Regions from separate parts of the Homo sapiens genome. Here region 1 is linked to region 2. A link is a loop called in an ENCODE intact Hi-C map of the cell type or tissue named here. Cell type or tissue: PC-9. All regions are shown on one strand.

Region 1 (2,500 bases), 74 kb before region 2:
GTCTTAGAAGCACCTTTTTAATATGATTGATGTGTATTGATCTGTTTCTTCATTCTAACATGAACATTTCTGTAACAGTCATTTCCCCTGAAATATCTAACCTGTGGGTACCTGAGACAGCTTGTCAGTTAGGAAGAACAGTGGTGGCGATAGCCACGTAGGGCTGGTTTGGTCGTGAGTGCAAGTGTGGTTGCAGCAGCTAGAGCAGAGGACTGTGTGGAGAACATGGGTCAGGTCAGAAGGCAGTAGCCAGGAGGGATGCAGAGTCGAGAGAGAATTTGTTGATTGGAATGACTCAGGTTGACTTTCAGGATGAAGAGAAGGGGCCAATAGAGAGGGAAGAGAGGACAGTTGATGAGGCAGGCTCCAAGAGAGGAGGGCAAAGCGAGATCAGGGGCTCCAGTGAAATGCCTGAGTGTGATGAGAAGAGCGCTGTCTTGTGAGGCTAGAGAGGGAACCAAGGATGGGTGGGCCTGGGAAGGCTGGAGAGGTAGCCTGTCAGGGAGCTGCTAACCCACTTAGAAATACTCTTATTGACATAACAAGGTTTTTTGTTTTGGTTTTTTGTTTGTTTGTTTTGAGAGAGCGTTCGCTCGTTCCCCAAGCTGAAATGCAATGGTGCAGTCTCAGCTCACTGAAACCTCCACCTCCTGGGTTCAAGCGATTCTCCTGCCTCAGCCTCCCGAGTTGCTGGGATTACAGGTGCATGCCACGGGTGCAGTGGCTCACGCCTGTAATCCCAGCACTTTGGGAGGTCGGGGCGGGCGGATCATTTGAGGTCAGGAGTTCAAGACCAGCCTGGCTAACATGGATATAACAAAATTTTCTATTTCAAAAGTTCAGTCGTGGGCACAAGTTGATTTTGCCTTACAGTCTTGATAGTGAAGGTGCATACTATTTTTAAAGCTGTATTCCTTAGATACTACCATATTATCTAATGTTTCTAATAATGGAATTAGCAAAAAATGACTACATCATCCAAATTTGACTTTGTACTAACATACTTGGCGTACTCCATATCCCTGAAGGTTAACAAGAGATAAATTTGGCCTAGACTGGTCTTTTCCTGAATTCATCACTTAAAAAAGGAAAAAAAGAATGGGGAGGAAAAGCCACGTTTTACTTTTATAATTTTTATTCCATCATTAAAAGTACAACTTGCTTTATGATCTGAAGAAATACCATCTAAGTCTTTCTATTAGGAACAAAAGTGAGCCTTTCAGGGAAAAAAAAAAAAGGAGCTGGGCTTAATCTGCATTAGCCCTTTGATGTATTCCCAGATTTTAAAAAGCTTCCCACTGTTCTCAGCCACGTTGAAACAGACCCAGCCATGTGTCCGGCGCTGTCCTTTTCTCCTCTCAGCACACACTTAGCCGGAGACACCTTTTGGCCAATGGGCCAGGATTCTTCCATTGCATCTTCAGCATGTGACCGTTTGTGCTGGCTCATTGGGAGTTCTGCTGCTCAGTACTCCTTCCCCAGGCAAAGACTCTTAAGTTAATAATTGGTTCAGAAGAATAAACTATACCGCCCTCTTGGTCTTCTTTTGGACATTTCTTTAAGATGAGGCTCTTACTGGTATATCTGGGGTACTTTATTGAGAAATAGAAAGTGCTAGCTGAAATAAGGCGTATCAGTCTAGAGTTAGGAAGTGAGAAATGCAATCGGTAAATTTTGCTTTTAAATAAAAATGGAAGCCCCATTTTAATTGTTGCCATTTCTAGTCATTTTATCATTTTTAACAGCCTGGTTTTCTATTTTAGAGAAGTTGCTGACCAATATTTAGAGAGCACCTCCCTAATCTGCACATCCTCTTGTGTGTGATGGTGAAGTGATGGGTTGGAATCGTTTTTAATGCTGTTTCCATTGATGGGACATTATTACCAGAAGGAGTGCTTTGTGCCAGCTGGTTTCATGGATGGAGGAAAACAATCTGGGTTTCAGTTTCACAAATAGAAAAACAAAACCTGAGAGGAAAAGGAAGTAATTCGTTAGCAGTGGCCACTGTGCAGAGTAGGATAACCTGCCTTCAAAGATTTTTGTTTCATGCACTATAATATAATGTTTAATAAATACTTTACTTCAAAGAACCTCACTACAAGAAAACTGGCCGCTTTCCTGCTATTCTTGTTCTCCGGCTCAGTATGACTATAAGTAGCTCATATCCGGTCCTCTGTGGTCTCAGGTGGTCGTTTGTGTTTATGATCCTTAAGCTGAAACTGTAAGGACTGTGTCCCTATTTTAAGTCTTTAGCAGATCCACCGTGTTCTGCAGGAATTGACAGAGGCTCTCGTGAAACCCTTGACACTTTGACCCATCTTGAGGAAAATGCTTAGATGCTAAAAGCAGTGTGCATAGGGATTACGTCCTCCAAAAATAGAAAACTCTAAATTTACTAAGCAGGGAGTAGAGAAACTCATCAGACTGCACCTCAAGTTTTTGATGTGTTCTGGTCGCCTCTGCACTCCCATTCTAGACTTCTAAACAACACGTTCAGGAT
Region 2 (2,500 bases):
AAAAACCTATGGCTAACATCCTTCTCTTTGTAGTGAATAATCAAGTACTTTCCCTTGAGACTGGATGCAAGGCAAGGACGTCCACTCTTCCTACTTCTAAATCCTCGAGGTTCTAGCCAGGCTAATAAAGGAAGAAAAAGAAATAAAAGGCATACACTTCAGAAAGAAAGAAAACTATCTTTTTTGCAGTTAACATAACTGTCAGTACAGAAAATCCTAAGAAAATCTACCAAAAGGTTACTAGAACTAATGAGGTTAGCAAGGTTTTAGGATATAAGGCCAATATACAAAAATCAATTGTATTTGTATATTCTAACAGGGGAAAACTGGAACTTGAAATTTAAAAATCCATTATCATTTATAGTATCACCAAAAAATCTGAAATACTTAGGGTCCAATTGTTTGAACAAAATATGTGCAAGACCTGTGCACTGAAAATTCCAAACACTGATGAGAGAATTTTAGTATCTAAATAAATGGAGAGATATACCATGTTTTGATGGATAATTTTCACAGTAAAAATGTTAATTCTCCCCAAATTGAGGTAGACATTCAACACAATCTTAATGAAAATCCCAGGGGTTTTTTTTTTGTAGAAATTGATGAGCTAATTCTAAAATTTATATAAAAGGTAACTTAAAGAGTGTAACTGGATTGTTTATAACTCAAAGGATAAATGCTTGAGGGCATGGATAACCCATTCTCCATGATGTGCGTATTTCATATTGCATGCTTGTATCAAAGCATCTCATGTAACCCATAAATATACACATCTAATATGTACCCACAAAAATTAAAAAATAAAACTTATATAAACATTTGAAGGATCTAGAATAGCCAAAACAACACTGAAAAAGCTGAACAAAGTTTCTCTTTTTTTTGAGGTGGAGTCTTGCTCTGTTGCCCAGGCTGGAGTGCAGTGATGCAATCTTGGCTCACTGCAATCTTGGCTCACTGCAACCTCCACCTCCCAGGTTCAAGCGATTCTCATGCCTCAGCCTCCCAAGCAGCTGGGACTACAAGCATACACCACCACGCCTGGTAATGTTTTTCTATTTTTAGTAGAGATGGGGTTTTGCCATGTTGGCCAGACTGGTCTCAAACTCCTAGCCTTAAGTGATCTGCCAGACTTGGCCTCCTAAAGTGCTGGGATTACAGGCTTTAGCCACCATGCCCAGCCCGAAGTTTCTATTTCAATACTTAACTACAAAGTTACAATAAACAAGACAGTGTGGAATTAGAGAAAAGATATGCATTAAGGTTGATGGAACATTCTTTTTGAGATAACGTGATATGGAATTAGTGGTGCGGGCTGCACAACTTTGTGAATATACTAAGACCCACTTACTTGTATACTTTAAAGTGGTGACTTTTATGTTGTGTGAATTACTTCAATTAAAAAACAAAAACTAGTTAAAAAAATCAATGGTACAGAACAGAGTCCAGAAGTAGACCCCTACTTGTAGGGTCAACTGTTTTCAATAAAGATGCCAAAGTAATTCAATGGGGAATCTATAGACTTTTAAACAATGGTGCTGGAACAACTGCATATCCATATGCAAAAAAAATAGATTTTTAAAAACCTCTTATCTCACTCCCTATACACTAATTAACTCAAAATGTATCCAAATATAAGAGTTAAACTTTCTAGAAATCTTTTGATAGGACACAAAAAGCACAAATAATAAAAGAAAACATGAATAAGTTTTGACTTCAGAATTTAAAACACCTACTCTCAAAAGACTCGGGTGAGTAAATGAAAAGGCAAATGTAGACAGAGAAAATATCTACAAAATAGCTATCTGATAAAGGACTGTTATCCAGAATATACAAAGAACTCTCACACCTCAAGAAGAAGAAAAACAATCCAATTAAAAGTAGGCAAAACAAAGGCTGGGCACGGTGGCTCATACCTGTAATCCCAGCACTTTGGGAGGCCGAGGCGGGCGGATCACCTGTCGGGAGTTTGAGACCAGCCTGACCAACATGGAGAAACCCAGTCTCTACTAGAAATACAAAATTAGCCGGATATGGTGGCACATGCCTGTAATCCCAGCTACTCTCGAGGCTGAGGCAGGAGAATCACTTGAACCCAGGAGGCGGAGGTTGCAGTGAGCTGAGATTGTGCCACTGCGCTCCAGCCTGGGCAAGAGGAACGAAAAACTCCATCTCAAAAAAAAAAAAAAAAAAAGTGGGCAAAACAGCCAGGTGCTGCAGTCCTCTTTGGGAGGCTGAGGCAGGAGGACTGCTTGAGCCCAGGAGTTAGAGACCAGCCTGGGAAACACAGCAAGACTACCTCTCCAAAAAAACCAAAACCAAACAAACAAAATGTGCAAAAGATTTAAACTGACACTTTACCAAAGACCTATGAATCTCATGTAAGCACATGAACAGATGGATGCTCACTATCATTAGTTATTAGGGAAATGCAAATAAAAACCACAAAGAGATACCATTAGAGTGGCTAACATTGAAGACTATTAATACCAAGTGTTGGCAA

What was found. Hi-C counts contacts between places; a loop is a spot of excess contacts. Peaks named below come from ENCODE experiments on the same cell type or tissue, not always from the same donor. Only the 100,000 strongest peaks of a DNase experiment are listed, where the experiment ranks them.
Region 1: it touches region 2 in a loop (21-fold over the local background); 2 of 110 quality-filtered maps call a loop at or near these places.

What each region holds. Positions count from the first base shown.
Region 1 is chr13:100,482,030-100,484,529 of GRCh38, forward strand. The region is part of intron 21 of PCCA (propionyl-CoA carboxylase subunit alpha); the gene reads left to right. Among named protein-coding and RNA genes, the nearest start is that of PCCA-AS1, 2.3 kb to the left of the region's middle. In PC-9, no CTCF peak of the experiment used is centred here; no DNase peak of the experiment used is centred here.
Region 2 is chr13:100,556,011-100,558,510 of GRCh38, forward strand. All of the region lies in intron 2 of GGACT (gamma-glutamylamine cyclotransferase), which reads right to left. Among named protein-coding and RNA genes, the nearest start is that of GGACT, 32 kb to the right of the region's middle. In PC-9, no CTCF peak of the experiment used is centred here; no DNase peak of the experiment used is centred here.